Regions from separate parts of the Homo sapiens genome. Here all the other regions are linked to region 3. The links are chromatin contacts, found by Hi-C in ENCODE. All regions are on one chromosome and are shown on one strand. The core of a region is the stretch at or near the end of the contact, and the rest is flanking DNA. Distances in the headings are between cores, read along the strand shown. Region 1 holds the start of WDSUB1 (WD repeat, sterile alpha motif and U-box domain containing 1). Region 2 overlaps PLA2R1 (phospholipase A2 receptor 1). Region 3 holds the start of TANK (TRAF family member associated NFKB activator).

Evidence for each region. Hi-C counts contacts between places; a loop is a spot of excess contacts on that map. Pooled maps may share reads with other maps.
Region 1: a loop to region 3 is called in a map of CD8-positive, alpha-beta T cell, with 19 times the contacts of the local background. The contact joins the promoter of WDSUB1 here to the promoter of TANK in region 3. A Hi-C loop is called at or near these places in 4 of 168 maps with a recorded cell type or tissue (CD4-positive, alpha-beta T cell, CD8-positive, alpha-beta T cell and naive thymus-derived CD4-positive, alpha-beta T cell) and 14 of 50 pooled maps.
Region 2: a loop to region 3 is called in a map with no recorded cell type, with 3 times the contacts of the local background. The contact joins the enhancer-like site here to the promoter of TANK in region 3. A Hi-C loop is called at or near these places in 2 of 37 single-sample maps with no recorded cell type and 2 of 50 pooled maps.

What each region holds. Positions count from the first base shown.
Region 1 is chr2:159,285,097-159,287,968 of GRCh38, reverse strand. WDSUB1 (WD repeat, sterile alpha motif and U-box domain containing 1) reads left to right here and starts at 1,266. Exons shown (of 11, transcript NM_001128212.3): 1 at 1,266-1,386. RefSeq lists silencers at 1,137-1,306, 993-1,432.
Region 2 is chr2:159,959,507-159,962,627 of GRCh38, reverse strand. All of the region lies in intron 20 of PLA2R1 (phospholipase A2 receptor 1), which reads left to right. Among named protein-coding and RNA genes, the nearest start is that of LY75-CD302, 56 kb to the right of the region's middle. Within about 2 kb of position 1,412, at least 2 of the 41 ENCODE cell types and tissues checked have a DNase peak (open chromatin) inside an H3K27ac peak, as active enhancers do.
Region 3 is chr2:161,159,113-161,161,999 of GRCh38, reverse strand. TANK (TRAF family member associated NFKB activator) reads right to left here and starts at 1,572. Exons shown (of 8, transcript NM_001199135.3): 1 at 1,514-1,572. TANK-AS1 (TANK antisense RNA 1) reads left to right here and starts at 1,710. Exons shown (of 3, transcript NR_187173.1): 1 at 1,710-1,868; 2 at 2,764-2,835. RefSeq lists an enhancer at 1,099-1,862.

The DNA.
Region 1 (2,872 bases), core at 17-2,516, 1.9 Mb after region 3:
TTTGTTTAAAAAGGCAGTTTCCAGGACTTTTTGTAAAATTAGTTTTTCTGAAAGACTGAGAGAAAATGTTATCTCTGAGTGGGTGATCTCTGAGGGGTGTAATTATTGACTATTTATTTTCCTGTTATATATTCTGTGTTTCCTACAGAGAGCTCTATTATTTATACAATCAAAAACTTGTTTTTAGAAAAATACTGTTTTGGCAATACTTTGGAATGGAATTTGGTGTTCAAAGTCTCAATCATGATGCACTCCGCTAATTTTAAAAAATTAACAAGAACTTCACAAAATCCTAATTTTTAATCTTCCCTTTCCCCTTAATCTTTTTCATTGCAAATAGTTTCCCACGGTCTCAATTTCATCTTTAAATGTGAGCATTTTAGGTCATTACTCTTCAAATGTAACTTCGGTCTCCACAGGCTGATATATTTTTAATGTTTCCTCATGGATTAAAAATAAAAGCTCTCTGTATCTTTGATTTTCATCTGAACATAGTCCCACACTATGTTGTGCATTTAGTTAACAAGTGGTAATTTGCTCAGGAACTTTTTTTTTTCTGGATAATTTTTATCTCAAAAAGCACTGGCAGGGCCACTTTGTAGTCAATGACACGTGGAAACCAGTCTACCGTGAGCCAGTGGGACGCACTGGGAAAGGCTGAAGAAAAGGCGCCCGGGGTTCCAGTGAGCTCAGGATACCCACCCAACGGCAGGGCTGGGGCCCGGGGCAGGCAGCCTGCCCGGGAGAGACCCCTAGGGGAACCCGAATGAGGAGGCGAGGGCAGAAGACGCCAAGTCACGGACCGCCCAGGGTGGCCGAAATAGAGAAGGCCAATCTGGGAGACCGGCCTCGGAGTACACAGTGCAGGGTGGAGAACTGGAGAAAGAGGTAAAAACTTTCAGCAGGGATGGCCGAACATTCCATGCAACGCCCCTTTAAAACGACGTTTCAGGCGATCACTAGGCCTTGCGACCGCAGCTTTAGCAAAAACAGAAAGATTTGCGACGGAAGTCCCTTTCCAAGCCTGAAATCGCCTTGACCCTAGGAGCCAGAAGCTGGGGAGGAACTCGCAGTCCGGGCGGAAGAGCGCGCATGCGCCGCCTCAGGGGCCGGTCCCGGGGGCGGGGCCTGTTCCCTCCGCCCTGGGTCTCCACAGGCTTTCGCGGGGCGGGGCCTACTCCCTCCGCTCTGGGTCACAGCGGGCGTTCGGGGGGCGGGGCCTGTTCCCTCCGCTCTGGGTCCCCGCGGGCGTTCGGGGGCGGGGCCTGTTCCCTCTGCTCTGGGTCTCCGCCGGCGCCCGCCCCGCCAGCCTCACCTGCGCGGCACGTGACCCGCACCGCCCGTGGGCACCTTGAAGGCGGATCCCGCGCGCCCCCGCTCCTGCAGGTGAGAGCGGCCGCGCCCACGGGCCGGCTCAGCGGCGGTGGCGGCAGGTGGGGAAGCGCGGCTGGGCCTGCTCGCGCGGGGCGTCTGAGCCCTCCATTTCCCGGTTCTAACCGCGCAGCAGGGCCCAACCGGGACCTTGAGTGCGGCGAGGCGTGGTTCGTGCACCCTTGGCCCGGGGCTAGGGCGGGCGTGTCGGCGTCGGGTGGAAGGAAGCCCCTTGCGGGTGAGCTCCCTGCCTCCCAGGCCTCCCTCTTGCCTGGGGTCGCTCAGTCCACAGAGGCCCGGCCGCTCATAGAGGGGGGCACATTCCTGGTCTTTCGTGCATGGGGGGTGTAAGTGGCGGACTTTATTTTGGGAGCGCTGGACACCTTTCGGGTTTGCTTTGAATGAGATGGGATTCATGTGTTTACGCTGGCCAACTGACCTGGTGTGCCCGGGAATTTACTGTTCGCGTGACAGCCGAGGCCCGAGGGAACGCCCACACCGCCCCCCCTACCCCAAGGCAGGTCCTGGGTAGGCCTGAGAGCTTTTTCAAAACAAACTGTTCAGCTGACGGTGGCCTCGGTACTTCCCACTGAATGCCCTGGAACTTGCAAAGGGAGCTGAGTGCGGCAGAGGGCTGGGAGCCGGAGTTTGTTTGGAAAATCACCTGTGCGCACTTGCACAGCTGGGATTTGCGAGCTCTCCAGAAAGCACCACCTGGTCTTGATTGTTTTCAAGACAGCAGTACAGGGATAGTCTACCAGAAATTTTCGTGTTTGGTTTTTAGGCTTTATTGGAGTTTATGTTCGAAGAAAAGAAGCTGAACTTATCCTAAAAGGATAAGATGAAGATAGGGAAAGGCATGCTCCTTATGCCTTAATATTTGTTTGATTGATTGATGGGGTCCTGCTCTGTTGCCCAGGCTAGAGTGCAGTGGTGCAATCACAGCTCACCGCCGGCGTCACCTCCGGGGCTCAAGTGATGCTCCCGCCTCAGCTTCTCGAGTAGCTGGGACTACAGGTGCTCGCCACCACACCCAGCTAATTATTTTTATTTTTAGAGAGATGGGGTCTTGCCTTGTTGCCCAGACTGGTCTTAAACTCTTGGGCTCAAGTGTTCCACCCATCTCGGCCTCCCAAAATGCTGGGACTACAGGTGTGCACCATCGCGCCCAGACTTTTTTTTTCTTTGGTAGAGGTGTTTCCGTAAATAAGACTAGGACAAAGGATTATCAATTTTACAAGTCAAGGTTATACCTGCCCCTTTCAGAGCTGATTCTGCCTCACTTGACACCAGTTTTCCACCGTCAGTTATGTTTCTGTGTGTGTATATATATTTAGTCTTGGTAGATTTTCTAATTTCATATTACATATGGATTATTTAAAGGCTGGAACTCAGTTGGGCTCGAACAAAATAAATATTCAACTTATATTTATTTAAGTACATTAGGTGCCTGACAGTTTTACATGGTGTGGATACAGAAATGAGCAAGATGGCAAAGTAC
Region 2 (3,121 bases), core at 163-2,662, 1.2 Mb after region 3:
TTCCAAGTCTTTGCTATTGTGAATAGTGCTGCAATAAACAAACATGTGCATGTGTCTTTATAGCAGCATGATTTATAATCCTTTGGGTATATACCCAGTAATGGGATTGCTGGGTCAAATGGTATTTCTAGTTCTAGATCCTTGGGGAATCACCACACTGTGTTCCACAATGGTTTAACTAATTTACACTCCCACCAACAGTGTAAAAGTGTTCATATTTCTCCACATACTCTCCAGCATCTGTTGTTTCCTGACTTTTTAATGATCGCCATTCTAACTGGCCTGATGTGGTATCTCATTGTGGGTTTGATTTGCATTTCTCTAATGACAAGTGATGATGAGTATTTTTTCATATTTCTGTTGACTGCATAATGTCTTCTTTTGAGAAGTGTCTGTTCATCTCCTTGGCCCACTTTTTGATGGGGTTGTTTGTTTTTTTCTTGTAAATTTGTTTAAGTTCTTTGTAGATTCTGGATATTAGACCTTTGTCAGATGGATAGATTGCAAAAATTTTCTCCCATTCTGTAGGTTGCCTGTTTATTCTGATGATAGTTTCTTTTGCTGTGCAGAAGCTCTTTAATTTAATTAGATCCCATTTGTCTATTTTGGCTTTTGTTGCCATTGCTTTTGGTGTTTTAGGCATGAAGTCTTTGCTCATGCCTATGTCCTGAATGGTATTGCCCAGGTTTTCTTCTAGGATTAAAAGAGGATATTTTAAGGAAATTAATGACAAGTCAAATCCTTAGCATTTGATAAATAATTCTTAGAAACCTGGAATAGTTGTTTCTGGTTCAGCCTTTTGCTATTATCCTTCCCCCAAACTTGATTTTTACCCACACAGTTCACCTCCATCCCATGTGTCCTCCTGTACACACGTAGAGAGTGTGTATCTATGGGAATGGTGGCAGTGATGGTGGAGCAGACCCAGGGCAAAAGAGCAAGTGAATGCTTCCCATGAAAGGAATAGAGAGGGGAATAAATATGTGCATGAGAATGGCGGGGAGGGGAGGCGCCTTCTGAAGCTAGCCCTGGGGCATGATTAAAACACCCTCATGTAGCTCAGAGTTATAAAAAAAAATTATTGATAACTAACAGCTAGATCAGTAGTTTTCAGCCCTGGTCAAATATTTAGAATCAGCAGGTGAGCTTTTTAAAAACATCAAAGTGCAGGAGACGTCCTGAAGATTCTGATTTAGCTGATCTGCATGGGATCCAGGCATCCGTATTTTTTTAAAGCTCCCTCAGTTATTCTAATGTGTGGCCAATATTTACCCAGCAATTCAACAGTCATAGTTCCACAACTCTTTCTTCAAGGCATTAGGAGCATTTGATTACAAAGGATATCATCACAGCAGGCTTCATAAGTAGGTGGCAATTCACCTGGCACAATGTCAGAGTCACCATGCATGTCTCCCCACCCACAGTGCCTTCTCCTGCGCATTAATGCCTAAAATTCCACCACTGGAGTTTCTCTCCTTTGTCTCAACACTTTCCTTTATTTTTAAAAGGGAAATATTTTTGAGATTGCCTCATCTGTCATCAACATCTTGAAACAAGTAAGTTTATCAGATTATTAGAAAAACTGTTAATAGGAGAGTTGATAGCTGAGAGCGGTGGGATGGTTTTTCCCTATTAACAAATAAAGCTACAGAAGGAAAACTGGGAGATAACAATGATGGACCTTCTTTACTTCACAATTCTGAAATGAGTTCCAATATATTATGTCCCATTAAACTTTGCTTATTGTTTGTGAATTTCCTAGGACTAATTTTTATTGGTTATTTCTAAGGAAAAAAATCCCACTTTGTTGGCAAATTAAGTGGGTTTTAAAACTGAGATACACAGAAATTAAGCATCTTTTCTAATGTCTCATAAATAGTTTTCTCTGTGTTTGATAATGTAACAGAGGTTTGACCAGGGGTTTACCCAGGAAGAATGAGTCATCTAAGATACTTGTCCCAGCAGATCTGTGGGAGGAAGAAATTCTAAGTGTGTGTGTGTGATTAACTCTTGTGCTTCTACTTACATATTTTTATTCAAGACCTGGATTGAGTGGTAATGGCTGCTTTGCACTGTCTAGTTTGGGATTAGTCAATATTTGATTTTGTGCATAACATAGTTTTTTCTTAAAAATACTCTCACCTCTTTTTGGAATTTATTCAAATTGGAGCACTTCATTCATTCATTCATTTACTATCTCGATGTCGGGAATTCAGTGGTGAGGAAAAACAGACACAGCCCCTTCTCTTTTGGTGCTTACACACTAGAGGGAGAACAAACATTAGTAAATCGATCAGGAAAATGGCTGTGTAATTTAAAACTGTGCTGTACGTGATGAAGGAAAGTTATGTGGTTCTAGAAAAGTGTATAGCCAGAGGACCTGACTGAAGTGGTCAGAAAGGCAGGGAACATTAAAAATAGGGGGAGCTGCATGTGCTAAGGTCCTGCAGCAAGGTGGGAGTATGACATTTAAGAAACTAAAGGAAACATAGAGAACTAGAGTGGCCAAAGGTGAGACAAAAGAAGTGGAAAGGGTGATACCGTGTTGGACTTCTGGCCTCTATCCTAAGAGCAGTGGGAAACCCTTGATGGGTTTAAAACTAAAGAAGGACGTGACCAGGACCAAATTTTAAAAAGTTACTCTAGATGTAGTGCCAAGGATATATGGAAGAAGGGCAAGGGTGAGAAAGGTAAGAGCAGTTAGGAAGCTATTGCTGTAGTGCAGGCAAGAGACTGGTAGGTTGGGCTAAGATAGTGGTGGCAGAGACCATGAGGCAGTGGGAATGGGGATGGGTGAGGGGGCTTTTTGGGAAATGAGATGTCCAAATGGTATGGCTGTTGGGGAGATGGAGTGGGAAGGTAAGGATGCCTCTGAGGTTTCAGGCTTATTGTATGTGTATAAGTGCATGCAGACCGTGCCATTCATTGTGAGTAGGAACACTGGGAAAGGACCAAGTTTGGAGGGAACTGAATTTCATTTCCAAATATTGAGCTAGAAATGATTTTGAGACAAAAAAGAATTTTATATTGAAAACCCATTTAGAATACAGTAGGACCCCATTAATTCACAGTAATAATCAGAGATGCATTAAACTTGATCACATTTTGCAAATTAGTAAGT
Region 3 (2,887 bases), core at 323-2,822:
CAGATGTTTTAATGAGTAAATCATAAAAAGAGAATTAACAGGCAATATAGGAGAAGATTTTAAGAATTTTTGAGTGGGGACTACCTTCTTACCTGAGATAAAAAGCCTGGGCATTTTAAACCAAAGCATTGATAATTCTTGAAAATATTTGCCATATATTTCACAAAGGATTAATGAAATCTGTAGTCTAATGAGAAACAGATAATTTTGAAGAATACTGGGCAATATATACGGACAGGACATAGTAAGTGACAGTTAACTATAATTTGGTACATCTACACAATGCAGTACCACGCCAACATTACAATAAAATAGAGCTACATATGGCAAGACTTTCACCATATATATATATTTAATCTGAAACAGATTATCGAACAGTATGCATAATCTCATTTTCATAAGAAAGCAAAATAACATGGTTATGCACATACAGGAAAGATGTGGAAGGCTTGGATTACAACTGGGGAGAGGACTGAGAAGGATTTCACTTCCTGCTTTGCACATAGTTGTATTATTTGAGGATCCCTCCTCTCTCAAATGAGGACACAATAATTTTTAACAGAATGCACTGCTTGCTTCTCTGCTACCTCTCGTTTGGGTGTGTATTCCAACCGCGGTAAGAAGGCAGGTCATTTTCTTTTCCTTCAATTTCACGTCGCTTCTTCACTTCCTTTACTACCATCTCTCCCTTATTATAACTTGTCAAAAGCATCTCCTGTGAGGTGAGATAAACACCACTTTACATAGCAAGGCTGCTTTACTTTTGCTCGTTATAGCATAACAATAAAGGCACAGCTCTTCTTTGATTATCCTCCCCCTTTCTACTTCTAGAAAAGCACAGCTTTTTTGCCTGTAACTCGTTGCTAGTCAGTTTACACCGGCGTGAGGACTCTACCTAACGCCTGGGTTCCCACTGTGGGCGGGGTTGGCTTCTGTTCTTCCTGCCTTGGCCACCCACTCCCTCCGTGACCCTCTGGGAAGTTACCCAACTTCTCATTGACCAGGCTATGATGACACCCCACAGGAAGGCAGAGGGGAATTGTGCAACCACCTTGGGAAAACAACAGAAAGAACCAATTAAGTTTTCGAAAGAGTAACCACGATACTACTTGATTCTAGGAGGCAGTCTCTCTCCCGAAGGGAAGTCGGGAATGTTCCTGGAGGGTCCACTGCTCACCTCGACACCGCAGGCCCTTCCACCCCCATTTCCCGGGCAAAGCAGCCGGGACGAGTCCCTCCCTTGAAGCCGTTGGGGCAGAGGCCGACGATGCTATGCTGACATCGCGGGCCCGGAAACCAACCCACAAGGAGTCCGCTCCGGGGGAAGGACTCGCGTGGTTTCTCCCGCACAAAATCCCTCCCCAAACTGCAAATTGGTTGTCTCCGCTGCTCCTCGGCTTCTCTCCCTGCGGCGCCCCTACTGTCAGCGCGTCCCTCTCGCTCACGCATACAAATTCTCCGACGTCGTGCTTGACGGATTCGGACACACCAATTCACAAAGTTTCTTACTCACACAGTTCACGCTTTCAGCTGCGTTCCCTCTCCCCTCAGGTCGCCGGCGCCTGGCCGAGTGACTCCAACCGGAAGTTGCATTTTGTTCCAGTTCAGAGGGCAGTGCCTGCGCGCGGAGCCATTAACTCTTCACCTCCACCCAACAAGGCCAGGGCCCTTCCGCCCTGCCCCACCCAGCCCAGGGCTCTTCTGCCCCGCCCCTGCCCGCCCCGCCTAGCGCCCTCCCCCAGCCCTGCCCAGCCAAGTCCCCGCCTCTTAGAAAAAAAAAGCGTCAGCAGCGGAAGAGAATCCTATGTCAAGTGTAAAGGTCACTTGTGAGTCTTTGCTGGATTTTTTTGCCAAACGATAAATAACCGGTAAATAAATAACCAGTAAATAAATAACATCACCCTATATATGAGTTAGAGTACACAAGAATCACCTGAGAAACAAAATGTAGTTTCACCAACCGACTCCTACAGCTTTCATTTCAGAGCAACTGGAGTGAAGCCCAGGAACCTGCATTTTCAACAGATCCTCGTAAATTTATGTAATTAAACGTGGTTAAAGTCCACACTCTGAGAAACACTACATATACACATACCCATTTGGTTTCTCCCCAACTGGTAGTATTTTTCACTAAATGTATTTGTTAAAGAGGAATGGCTGGAAATGGAGGTGGAACTTTATTAGAAAATTTCCCATGAATTAAGACTTTCCCATTATTCCAATTCCTAGCCATGCATGAATATTATCTAAGATTCATATCTTAGATACCGCAAGAAAGATATCTTTTCCCTTTAGGGCAAGAGGATGAGGTCTGGCTGCCCCAATTTCTCCCTGTATTTCTGAATCATGGATGTTTACACATCTTTCCTTAGGCCAGTAAGTCCAAGGATTTAAAAACCTGCCAAGTTGCAGTGCATTCTGTCTAGTTATCTTGAATGTTGCTGTATACTTTTAAAAGTCAAAGCCTAAATATATTTGAAACAATGTTTTTAACAAACAGAAACTTCTTATATATAACGTTTTGACCAGTTGAATAGTTTTCTTGTAATAAGTAATTGAGTTAAACATCACAATACAGTACTGCTTTAAAAAAATTATTTAAACTTTTTTTGAGGGCAGTTTTAGATTCACAGCAAAATGGAAAGGAATGTCCAGAGATTTTCCATATACTTTCTGCCCCGACACAAGCATAGCCCTTCCCCATTATCAACATCCCTCACCCCAGTGTGATGAAAAAAAGCTGTTATAAATATCTGTGTGCAGGTTTTTTTGTGCGGACATAAGTTTTCATCTCCTTTGGATAAATACCAAGTAGTATGATTGCTGGATCATAAGGTAAGAGAATGTTTAGTTTTGTAAGCAATTGCCAAATTGTCTTCCAAAGTGG